2 separate regions of the Homo sapiens genome follow, and region 2 is linked to region 1. Evidence: chromatin contacts called from ENCODE Hi-C or POLR2A ChIA-PET data. All regions are on one chromosome and are shown on one strand. Each heading gives the region's core, a stretch centred on a gene start or an enhancer-like site at or near the end of the contact. The rest is flanking DNA. Distances are from core to core; before and after follow the strand shown. Region 1 overlaps CDC42EP4 (CDC42 effector protein 4). Region 2 overlaps SDK2 (sidekick cell adhesion molecule 2).

Region 1 (5,911 bases), core at 2,550-5,049:
ACCGGCCCCACCTTGTCATTCCATGTCCAGCTCCTCTGTTTCCTAGACCTGTGGGGTGGGCTGGTTCTTTCACCTCTAGCTGCTTCCCCTGTAAAATGGGGGTGATATGAATGGCATGGACCTCACGGAATTGTTATGAGAATGAACTGAGGCCAATGCAAAGAACAATGCCTAGCATATGGCGGTCATAGCTGCTAAGACATATGGCCCGTATCACAGCGGTGCAGAGCGGCGTGTGCCCAGTAAACGGGCGCACAGCCCTATCCACATGGGGGACGTGGAGGGAGATGCTCTGGACCCGCTGGGGCAGGTGGCGGGGCTGGTGCCAGGACATCATCGGGCCAGAAGGCTTTGGGTCCCATCCCATTTTGGAAAATGGTGACTGAGATCTGAATTTAAATGACCAAATTATTACCCAGAAGTAGTTCCTGGTTCCTTTAGACAGAAAGGGCCCACAGAACATCTTTAAAGCAAGAAGTGCCCTGCGGGGCCCTAGGTTTCTCAGGTGAACCTCAGAGACCAACGGGGAAAGAGTAAGGACCCCCCAAATCCAACCCCACCCAGGGAAGCTCTGGCTCAGCCTCCATAGAGGTTCAAAGTATGACCTCATATGAGGCCAGGTGTGGTGGCTTGCGTCAGTAATCCCAGAGTTTTGGGAGGAGGCCAAGGTGGGAGGATTGCTTGAAGCTAGGATTTTGAGACCAGCCTGGGCAACATAAGACCTCATCTCATAAATAAATATATAAATGAATAATCAATCAATTATAAAAGGCTGGGTGCAGTGGCTCGCACCTGTAATCCCAGCATTTTGGGAGGCCGAGGTGGGCGGATCACCTGGTCAGGAGTTTGAGATCAGCCTGGCCAACATGATGAAACCCCGTCTCTACTAAAAATACAAACAAAAATTAGCCGGGTGTGGTGGCGTGCACCTGTAATCCCAGCTACCCAGGAGGCTGAGGCAGGAGAATTGCTTGAACCCGGGAGGTGGAGGCTGCAGTGAGCCAAGATTGCACCACTGCACTCCAGCCTGGGCAACAGAGCGAGACTCCGTTCTCGGAAAAGAAAAAAAAAAATCAATTAAAAAAAATAGCATGACCTCATTGCAAACAAAGCTTCTGGTAAAAAGTTGAAAACAACTGAGCTACTGCCTAATTTTAAAGATGGAGAAACTGAAGCCAATTGGAGCGAGAAAATAACTGGCCCAAGGCTACCCAGCAAATCTTTTTTAAAAAATTTATTTATTGGCTGGCTGCGGTGGCTCATGGCTGTAATCCCAGCCCTTTGGGAGGCCGAGGTGTGTGGATCATGAGGTCAGGCGTTCGAGACCAGCCTGGCCAAGATAGTGAAACCCCGTCTCTACTAAAATTACAAAAAATTAGCTGGGCCTGGTGGTGGGCGCCTATAATCCCAGCTACTCGGGAGGCTGAGGCAGGAGAATTGCTTGAACCTGGGAGGCGGAGGTTACAGTGAGCTGAGATCGTGACACTGCACTCCAGCCCAGGCGACAGTGCGAGATTCCATCTCAAAAAAAAAAAATTATTTTTTGGTAGACATGTTGTCTCGCTGTTACCCAAGTTGATCTCAAACTCTTGGTCTCAAGGGATCCTCCTGCCTCAGCCTCCCAAAGTGCTAGGATTACAGGTGTGAGCCACGGCGCCTGGCTCCCAGCAAATCTTAACAGAGCTCTGTGGCCTGGCTGGTTCTGCGTGTTCATCTCATCCTTGTCTCCTGGGTCCACTGAACCCCCAGCCAGAAGGTATGCTCCTTAAAGCTGTGAATCAAGCCAGGTCCCCGGGTCTTCTTGAATGCTCAGAGCTTTTCCATCAATGGTCAAGAAACAGATTCTGGGGCTCGGGGCGGCTGGTTTCTCTGGGCCCCTAGGGAGTCCCTGGTTAGTCGGTGTAGGTACAGTCATTTCTCTCTCTTGGGAGGTTGCACTGTGTCTGGGAGGCACAGCCCCTTCTCATCTGCCTGGTCCTCGCCTGAACAGTACCTTCCTCTCCCCAGTCATCCCTGAGCTAGACTGTAGCCCCTAGGGACCCGTCTCCCAATGGGCCCCAGCTCTCCTCCCTCTCTCTTCTTCCCTTGGGGCAGCCAGAAGTCCCCGCTCATAACTCCCACACGAATGAGCCTGTCTAGGGACAGAGGGAGGGACCTGAGTGACATTTTAATTATGCCTCTAATTGCTTTCCAGGGAGATGAGTGGGGAACTCACATTTCTCTGTGGGTGCTCAGGGGAGAGTGCAGGGTTTCCACCAGGAACTCAGCCACATTGAGATCCCCAAGATTTCCCCAGATTTCCTGAGAGCAAGCGGGGGCTTCAACAAGCAGTGAGCCAGCCCTACGCAGACCAGGGCTCCCTTCTGAAGCTGTCCAGAAAGAGGGGAACATGATTCAAGGGAAGGAGGTGGTAGGGCAGGGGCAGGGCAGTGGGTTCAGGGGCCACTAGACCCTCACCCCCTGACTTTATATCCCGAGGTTTTGATGTGCCCAGGAGTGGTGGGGTGAGAAGGGCAGGAGTTTTGAATGAATTCTGGGCATTAGAGAAGGCGGCCTCGAGGCTTATCTGATCATCTTTCTCCATCTGGAAAATGGGGATGTGGAGCTTCTATCTCCCTGAGAAGTGAGGTTGAACTGAGGACCTGCCACTTGTAAGCTGATTTTCCAGGCTTAACGGTAAAAGGGGAAAGAGGAGGTGGTAGCCCCGCTCCCAGCATCATGCAGAAACTGCCTTCAGGGCCAGCCACTTTCTGGTGGTGACAGTTCCGTGCACCAGGACACCAGGGGGCTGGGGAGAACACAGTCACTCTCATCCTAATCACAACTGTATAAAAAGCCCATGTCGACCGGCACGGTGGCTCACACCTGTAATCCCAGCATTTTGGGAAGCCAAGGTGGGCGGATCACTTGAGGTCAGGAGTTGGAGACCAACCTGGCCAACATGGTGAAACCCAGTATCTACTAAAAATACAAAAATTAGCTGGGTGTAGTGGCGCACGCCTGTAATCCTAGCTAGTTGGGAGGCTGAGGCAGGAGAATCGCTTGCACCTAGGAAGCGGAGGTTGCAGTGAGCTGAGATCACACCCCTGCACTCCAACCTGGGCGACAGAGTGAGACTCCATCTCAAAAAAAACAAAACAACAACAACAAAAAAAAAAAACAAAAAAAAACAAAAAACCAACCCCCTCCCCCACAAAAAGCCCATGTCACTGTTTCTGTGCCTCAACCCTCTAAGAGTGGCAGGATACCCATTTTACAGAGCAGGAGAGGGAGGCACAGAACAGCTAAGCGACCAAGTGCCAAGGGCTTCCAAGAGATGGCAGTTAGGGACACCTGAGTCCCCAGACTCTGAAGGGGCCTGCCCAGGCAGACAGCATCGCAGGAAGGGCGGGTCCTCACGGACAGAGAGACAGAAGCCACCTCAGGCCCCCCTGGACAGCTCTAGGACCTGGGTCCAGACCCCACCCCCATCCTGAAATAGCCCTCCCAAAAAGCAGAGACAGACACCAGGCGTGCTTTAGGGCTTTTTTTTTAATGTTTCCTCACTGTTTTGACAATATCATGAAAAAAATCAGTTTAGAATCTGGAATTGGCCTGGACGGGATTCGAGGGCAGCTGGCGGGGGCTGCATAGCCCCTGAGGTTCCTCCCCCACCATGGGACCTAAGCTATTGGAAACAGGAGCACCAACAGGGCACCGAACCTGGAACTAAGTTAGTGTCTAGAGTCAGGCAAGAGAGGAGAGTCAGGCAAGAGAGGAGGGGCCGGGCCACAGTCGCCATGGGGACGCCCCTGGCTGTGGTTGGTTCTGTGTCTCCCCCTCCCCTCACTGGCTACATGGAGACAGGGAGGTGGGTCAGGCTGTTCCCAGGACAGAAAAATAACCGGCAGTCAACCTCAGGGCTCATACCCGAGCTTCTGCTCAATCCCCTCGGGGACAGTTACAGGACTCAGAGAGAAACGTGAATTTCAGAAAAACAAATCATTTTTCACATAAGTGTTCCAAATATTGCGTGGGGCATATTAATGCTAGAAAATTATCTTTTGTTTACCTGAAATTTGCGTTTAACTCAGCACTCTGTTTTGGTTTTGCTAAATCTGGCCAACCCTGGCCTCAAAAGTCGGTGGGGGGAGGCCTGAGAAAAGAAAGGGAAGTAGTCAGTACTGAGGGTATTGAGGGGAGGGAGGGAATAACTCAGCCAAAAAGAAAAAAAAGGCTTTCCCCCCATAGGAATGATATATTATTTAAAAAAAAAATCGTTCTCCAAAAATATTCTGCACTGGCCTTCCTCAGTTGTTAATAGCTATGGGAGGTGCGTAGGGAAAACACACACACCAGACACCCACCCCATGTCATTCTAAATAAAGTTGGGAAGCACTAAAGTTGAGCTGGTGTCTTTGCCACGGATGTCCCCAGACTCCAGTCCGCTAATCGCCACCAGACTCCAGTCCGCTAATCGCCACTGTGAATTTTGAAGAGGAGGCTTAGTATAAAGGTTTTCTAAAAGGATTGATTCTCATTCTGAGGCAGACCTATTAACACCATCCTGATATTGCTCTATAAGGATTTAAACACAATAATAAAGAACAAACAAGCCCCTAGGGACTGAGCGAGTGCCCTAGCCCTGTTCCTAGTGTCATCCTGGAAGGGTCCCTTCTTGCAATTCACGAAGCCTGGGGGGCTTTCCTTCCATTCTCCATCCTGTTCTCTTCCCCTGGAAAGGGCTGCGTTTAGTGCACATGCTCGCAGCTGGCCCCCCGTCCAGCTCAGCTCCAAGGGGCTCCAGATTTCCAGGGCAGGAGCTGGGGTGGGGCAGGGAGGGGCTGAGAGGCAAGACCGTCTCCCTCCTGCTGCAGCTGCTTCCCCAGCAGCCACTGCTGGGCACAGCAGAAACGCCAGCAGAGAAAATGGGAGCCGAGAGTCCTTAGCCCTGGAGCTGAGGCTGCCTCTGGGCTGACCCGCTGGCTGTACGTGGCCAGAACTGGGGTTGGCATCTGGCATCCATTTGAGGCCAGGGTGGAGGAAAGGGAGGCCAACAGAGGAAAACCTATTCCTGCTGTGACAACACAGCCCTTGTCCCACGCAGCCTAAGTGCAGGGAGCATGATGAAGTCAGGCAGCCAGTCGGCACCCATGCCAGCCCCCTACGTCCTCCGAAGACCCGAGGGCCAGGCCAGTGTCCCTCATCTACAAGGTCCAGGGTCCATGGTCTGAATCAAGGGTCCTGGCTGCCCCTGCGCCGTAGGGTCAAAGGTCATAGTGGGGTGGGGGCAGGGAGAAGATGCAGCCAAGAGCTCCCGGTGGCCACCCACTGTCCGCCTCACACACGGATTTCATCCTCCTCCTCCTCATCCATGAAGGAGAACTCCTTGTCTGGCTGTCTTGAGACAGCAGCCCGGGCCCTGTCCGGCCCCCGGAAGGCAGGGCTGCGCTCCTCCAGGATGCCTGAGGTGCAGCTGGAGAGGGAGCTGCTGTCCCGTGTGGTGTGGCTGCCCATGCTGCGGGCTGAGCCGGGGCTGGGGGCCGCTGCTGCCCACCCCTCATCCTCCAGAGCATGGGAGGGGAGGGAGGGCAAGTCTGGGCCAGCCTTGCCTTCCTGCCTTGCCAGGGGAGGGGCCGCCACGGCGTACGGGGGAGCCTGGGTGATGGTGCCAGCGGCGCCCTCATCGCCATGGTAACCACCCTCCCCCTCCTCGGGGTCCCACTCCTCCTTGTCCATGATGCTGAGGACGTCACCCAGCATGGAGGGCCCCAGGTCGATGTGGAAGGACATGATGGACTCCGCATGCTTCAGCCCGTACGTGGCCTTGGGCACGACAGGCAGATCTGTCAGATCCCCAAAGGCCTGCTCATCGAGGAGGGGGTCAGGGGAATGTGGACCCGCGGCCCCATTCCGACGGGGCACTGCCTCC
Region 2 (5,911 bases), core at 1,492-3,991, 56 kb after region 1:
GTGTGTGTGTGGTGAGGATCTATCCAGTGGAGAGTGACGTGTCTGCCCAGAGGGAGATCCCTCAGCTGTGCCCCACTCCCCAGCCTTGGGAAGCTGACTACCCCTTTAAAGAGAGGACGGATGGAACCTGGATTGGAAGAAAGAGAACAGTCAAAGTGTCATTCTTATCTTGCCCACAATGCGTTAAACCTAATCATCCCACAGTGCCAAGGCCAGTCGCCTTATTTACACCTCTGCTCCCCAGACTTCACCTTTCCTTGTCCATGCTCAGGAAAGTCAATTCCAGCACAGGGAGGCAGGGGTCAGTTGTGGGGGGTTTCTCCCCTACCCTTGGGCTCTCTTCCTTGGATTCAATATTTTAAAAAATATGCAGGAACAAGGAAGGCGCTAAGCAAATTCTCACCCTTTAGTTTTTTGTTTTTTGTTTTTCTTCCTTTTTCTAAATAAACCAAATGCTTGGTGGAGAAGTTGAGCAGGGGAGATGGGCAGTAGAGGTTGCCAAGACAGGGCAGGGGGTCTGGATGAGGCTGTCCGATGCCTGCCAGCCACAGTGATGGTGCATGGAGGGAAGGAGGAGCAGAGAGAGAAGATAGGCGTGGCCTCCGGGATGCCCATTCTTTTTGCAGAGAGCAGCGGCAGTGGGTCCAGGGGTCCTGGAGGGGCTGGAAGGGGGCAGCTGGCTGGACATCCAGAAGCTTTTTCTTCCCTCGGCCACGCCTGCCTGGCGGCCTCCAGTCCTTAGCCTCCGCTCCCTCTCTCTCTCCAGATGCCCGCCCCACTCCGTGTCCATAGCAGTGACACAGCCACTTCCCCAGCTCCGTGTAATTCCCAAGGGAGCAGTGAACCCCACCATCTCAAAGCTGAAGAGCTGCTGGCCACACACATCCTCTCACGGTTTTCTCCCTCCTTCTGAACGCCGGCTTTGCTGGCCCTGGAATCTCTGGAAAAATAAACTCAGGAGGTGAAAAGTTGACTTGGTTTCTTGGTGTTTTTGTTTTCTGGCAGGCAGTGAGAGGAGGGGTGAAGGAGGAGTTTGGTGCCATTTCTCTTTCTGCTTTTTCCTCTTCTGATGTCAAACAAATGATGAAAATCCTGCTATGGGAGCCCGGGAGCCTGGGGCCAGGCTGCTGGGGGGACGGTAGAGGGTGCTCTGCTGACTTGGGGGGTTAGGGGGGTTCTGGGGCGTTGGAGTCCGACTGGCCTTGGGCCGAAAGAGGCTGCCCTGCTGGGTGCTGGTGCTGTTGGTGACGGTGGTGTGGTCTGGCTCACCCGAGTCGCTCTCCGTGTAGCTGTAGGCCTGTGCCCTCGAGATGCCCTTCTGCTGTCGCCGCCACGAGTTGTAGTATGTGGGGTCACTGATGTAGTGGTTGACAAAGGAGTGGGCCTTCTGGTGGTTTGAGTCGACCTCGTACTCGCTGTCACTTCCCTGGGAGGACAGAGAATCAGGGTGTGTCAGTGGCCCCGTAGGGACAGGCCATTGTGGTTGGGGCCGGAAGGCACAGGGCATTCTGGTTCAAAACTCTGCTCTGCCTCTTTCAAGACTTGGACTGTGGGCCTCCCAGCCCCCTCACTGCCAAGGGGGTCTGGTGCCCGTTTGTGCCCGCCTGCTGCTTCCTTCACAGCAGATCCGGAACCGGAAGGATCTACTATGGGGTTGGCCCAGAGCTGGGAGATACCTGATAGAATCAGAAGACCTGAGTTTTTTTTTGTTTTTGTTTTTGTTTTTTTTTTTTGAGACAGAATCTCGCTGTTGCCAGGCTGGAGTACATTGGCATGATCTTGGCTCACTCCAACCTCTGACTCCCTGGTTCAAGCAATTCTCCTGCCTCAGCCTCCTGAGTAGCTGGGATGACAGACATGTGCCACCACGCCTGGCTAATTTTTTTGGTATGTTTAGGGGTTTCACCATGTTAGCTAGGCTGGTCTTGAACTCCTGACCTCAAGTGATCCACCCGCTTCACCCTCCCAAAGTACTGGGATTACAGGTGTCAGCCACTATCCCTGGCAAATTTTATTTTCTTTCCTTTTTATTCTTTTTTTTGGGGGGCGGGGAGTGGAAGGGGCACAGGGAATCACTGTGTTGCCCAGGCTGGAGCACAGTGGTGTGATCCTCTCTGTAGCCTCAACCTCCTAAGCTCAAGCTATCCTCCCATGTCAGCCTTCTGAGTAGCCAGGACTATGGGTGCATGCCACCACGCCCCACTAACTTAAAAAAATTTTTCTCTTGTGATGAGCTCTCCTTATGTTGCCCAGGCTGGTCTAGAACTCCTGGACTTAAGTGATCCTCCTGCCTTGGTCTCCTAAAGTGCTGGGATTACAGGCGTGAGCTACTTTACCTTACCTTTGTTTTCTTTTCTTTCTTTCTTTTTTTTTTGATACGCAGTTTCACTCTTGTTGCCCAGGCTGGATGCAATGGTGCAATCTGGGCTCACTGCAACCTCCACCTACCCGGTTCAAGTGATTCTCCTGCCTCAGCTTCTGGAGTAGTTGAAATTACAGGCACCTGCCACCATGCCTGGCTAATTTTTTGTATTTTTAGTAGAGATGGGGTTTCACCATGTTGGCCAGGTTGGTCTTGAACTCCTGACCTCAGGTGATCCACCCGCCTTGGCCTCTCAAAGTGCTGGGATTCAGGCGTGGGCCACCGTGCCCAGTCTACCTTTGTTTTCAATTGAAGTGAGGTTCACATAACCGAAAGTGAACCATTCTAAAGTCTATGACTCAGTGCATTAGGACCGTCGCAGTGTTGTGCAACCACCACTTCTATCCAGCCCTGAATCATTTCCATCACCCCAAAGTAAAACCTTGTACCCAGGAAGCAGTCACTCCCTATCTCTGCCCCTACCGGTCACTCCCTATATCCATGCCCCTGGCAACCACTAATCTGTTTTCTGTCTCCAGGGATTAACTTATTTGGGACTTTCCTATAAATGGGATCATATAATATGTGGTCTTTTGTGTCTGGCTTCTCTGACACAGTGTCATGTTTTTGAGGTTCAACCACAACCTACTAAGTTACCATCTTGGTCCAGCTTCTGCTTTACTTTGTGACTGGGGACAAAGCCAGAGCCTAATTAAGACCTTTAGAGGCTCTGGACAGTGAAAAATGCCTGTGCCTGTCCACGTGTGATCCAACATAAAAACAACACTTGGTTACAAACTAAGCATGAGAAAAATCTAAACCAAAGTTCAGAATTTTCATGTAATGAAAACCTTAAAGTTTTTTTTTTTTTTTTTTTTTTTTTTGAGATGGAGTTTTGCTCTTGTCGTCCAGGCTTGAGTGCAGTGGCACGATCTTGGCTCACCTCAACCTCTGCCTCCCGGGTTCAAGTGATTCTCCTGCCTCAGCCTCCTGAGTAGCTGGGATTACAGGCATGTGCCACCACATCTGGCTAATTTTTGTATTTTTAGTAGAGATGGGGTTTCGCCATGTTGGTCAAGCTGGCCTCGAACTCCCAACCTCAGGTGATCTGCCCACCTCGGCGTCCCAAAGTGCTGGGATTACAGGCGTGAGCCACCGCGGCTGGTCTGTTTTTTTTTTTTTTTTTTAAGAGACAGGGGTCTCTCTTTGTTGCCTAGGCTGGTCTCAAACTCCTGGGCCTAAACTATGCTCCTGCCTCGGCCTCCCAGTGTTGGGATTACAGGCATAATTACACCACACCCAGCCTGAAGTTCTTTTTTACTTTTAAAGATAAAAATATTAAATTATTCCTGACTTTTTTTTTTTTTTTTTTGACACTTTGATGTCCTAGGCACAGGCTTCATCTATCTATTGGGGACATCAGCCCCAAACAAGAATCAATCTCGGTTGGAAAGTAAAATCTGAATTGTGGAGCTAAAAACATGGTGCACCCCTTCCCCTACCCTGAGCTCCCAGCAATGTTTTGAGAGCTAATAAGACAACAGATGGGCCCCCCCTCAGAACTCTCTGGAAGAGAAGTGCTCCGATTTTAGCGCACAGCACACGATCAGTGCACTGCAGCTCAGAGGACCCCACCCAGGCCTCCTCAGTCCTGCCCAGCTAATGCCCCTGCCTGGGGGCAGTTAGCGAATCACAGCAATCCAAGTAGAACATAAAAGCCAGTTAGCCCAATCCAGACAAGTTTGGGATGGGGAGCTGTGTCCTGCTTTACAGGTAAAGAAAATGGAGTGGGGACCTTTGTCCAGAGGGTCTGGGCTTTGGGAAATGAGATGCACGGCTTGTTCTCAGGAACTCGGAGTCCTTCATAACATGGGGATACATCTCGAGGGATGTAGCTACAATGAATAGAACTATAATGATCCCCGCTAATGGAGCAGGCCCTCTGCCAGACAGTCTGAAACGCTGACATGCATAACTGTATTTAGTTTTCACACCTCTGTGCGGCAGCTCCTATTGCTACCTGAGCACCGACGCTGCCTGGGTACTGACGGGCACATAAAGTACAGGAAGGGTGAGGGTTTTGCTGGGGAAGTGATCCGGCCGGGCTTGAACTCCAATCTGCCTGATTTTCTAAAGCCCACACACCTCTTAACTCCTACACTCCTGCACTCCTGCCTGGAGACCACAGGATGGGAACGAGAGCTCCCCCCAAACCCCCCACCCCGACTCCCAGCAGGAATTAAATACTCCCTAGTCCATCTGCTAATTTATGTTCTCTGGCCCCTCCCCTCCCTCTCCTCACCCCTCTACAACCCCAGCCACTCTCCTTACCACCCCTGCAGCAGACACTCCCCCGCCAGGACCTCAATCCTCTTGGCAGGCACAGCCGGCTGCCCAAGACAATGGAAAGTCCCTGGGCTCGGTCTGCCCCATGACGCAATGCAGCACAATACAAGCCCCTTTCTGTGCCTACTGCCCAGCTGCCCGCCCAGGAGAACAAAGAGGGGGCACAGGCAGGCCAGGGAGACTCCATATGCCGAGCGGGGGCACCTGATGCTGGGCCGAGTGAGGCTGGCCTGGAGCAGCGGGGATCTGTGAGGCAGGAGGCTGGGGGTCCATCCCGCCCAGGAACAGTGAGGGTCTGTGAATGCGGGGGACCAGACAGGGATGTCCCCCAGTTTTCCCTACAGGTTCGGTCTTTCCACCCACTAACTGACTTGAACAGTTGTTAGCATCAGCTCCAGGGGTTCTAGAATTTTGGCTAGCCCCAGGCCCCAGCTTTGCAGAGGAAGGAACCCCTGGGTGACTGTGGGACCATCCCACAGTGAAACGAGTCTCTGGGGGGAGGAGCTTGTGGCACGGGGAAGTTCTGGCTCTTACCAGCAGAGGAAGCCATCACTCAGGCTCTCTCAGCCTCAGTGTCCTTGTCTGTAAAATGGGTAGAGTTCCATAGTTCACAGGGTGAAATGAGCTAACCCAGGAGAGAATGCTGTAAAAGGTATTATCAATGGGGACAGTGAGGGTGGGCCTGGGTGGGAAAGGGAAGAGATGGAGTGAGAAGCCTCAAAGCTCCCCTGGGAGGGATTAGAAGGGGCCAGGAAGCCGGGGAGGCTGACTCAGTGCTCAGGCAGGTGGAATGGGAGTAGAAGGTTAGCTGATACCCCACCCACTAACCCCCGACTCCAAGACAGAGGCATGTCCGGACTGGAAGCAAGGTGGGGAGTGGGATTCTCTAGCCCTCCTAGGGGCCCAGATCCCAAAGCCCACTCATCTAGACCATCCCCGTCCTACCAGCTACTATCTGCAGAATGCCTACTGATCCCAGGCACTCTATGGGCAGCATCTCGGGGATGGAAGGCACTAGAAGGGAGAGCAGGGAGCCAAACAGAGCCCGCGCTGCGGGAGGGGCCAGGCAGGCGAGAGTCTGGTCTGCCTCTTCCCCCGCTCCGCCTTCCAAAGCCAAGGCAGGAGGGCTTTGCATCAGCGACTGCTGCTCCCGCCTCCATCTCCCTGAACATCTGTTTCTTTTCGGAGTGGGGGTAGGGCGAG

Evidence for each region. A loop is a pair of places that touch in the nucleus more often than their neighbours do. ChIA-PET counts read pairs that join two places held with the same protein, here RNA polymerase II (POLR2A). Pooled maps may share reads with other maps.
Region 2: a loop to region 1 is called in a pooled map, with 2.9 times the contacts of the local background. The contact joins two enhancer-like sites. A Hi-C loop is called at or near these places in 7 of 168 maps with a recorded cell type or tissue (Calu3, HCT116, MCF 10A and 4 more) and 14 of 50 pooled maps. POLR2A ChIA-PET finds 5 or more read pairs at or near these places in 10 of 52 experiments (AG04450, GM12878, H1 and 6 more).

Annotation. Positions count from the first base shown.
Region 1 is chr17:73,280,111-73,286,021 of GRCh38, forward strand. It overlaps CDC42EP4 (CDC42 effector protein 4), which reads right to left. Exons shown (of 2, transcript NM_012121.5): 2 at 3,514-5,911. The coding sequence ends at 5,320. Among named protein-coding and RNA genes, the nearest start is that of CPSF4L, 21 kb to the left of the region's middle. RefSeq lists enhancers at 1,655-1,784, 4,637-5,193, 5,749-5,911. Within about 2 kb of position 3,800, at least 10 of the 41 ENCODE cell types and tissues checked have a DNase peak (open chromatin) inside an H3K27ac peak, as active enhancers do.
Region 2 is chr17:73,337,515-73,343,425 of GRCh38, forward strand. SDK2 (sidekick cell adhesion molecule 2) reads right to left here. Exons shown (of 45, transcript NM_001144952.2): 45 at 1-1,426. The coding sequence ends at 1,073. Among named protein-coding and RNA genes, the nearest start is that of CDC42EP4, 28 kb to the left of the region's middle. RefSeq lists an enhancer at 1-117. Within about 2 kb of position 2,742, at least 14 of the 41 ENCODE cell types and tissues checked have a DNase peak (open chromatin) inside an H3K27ac peak, as active enhancers do.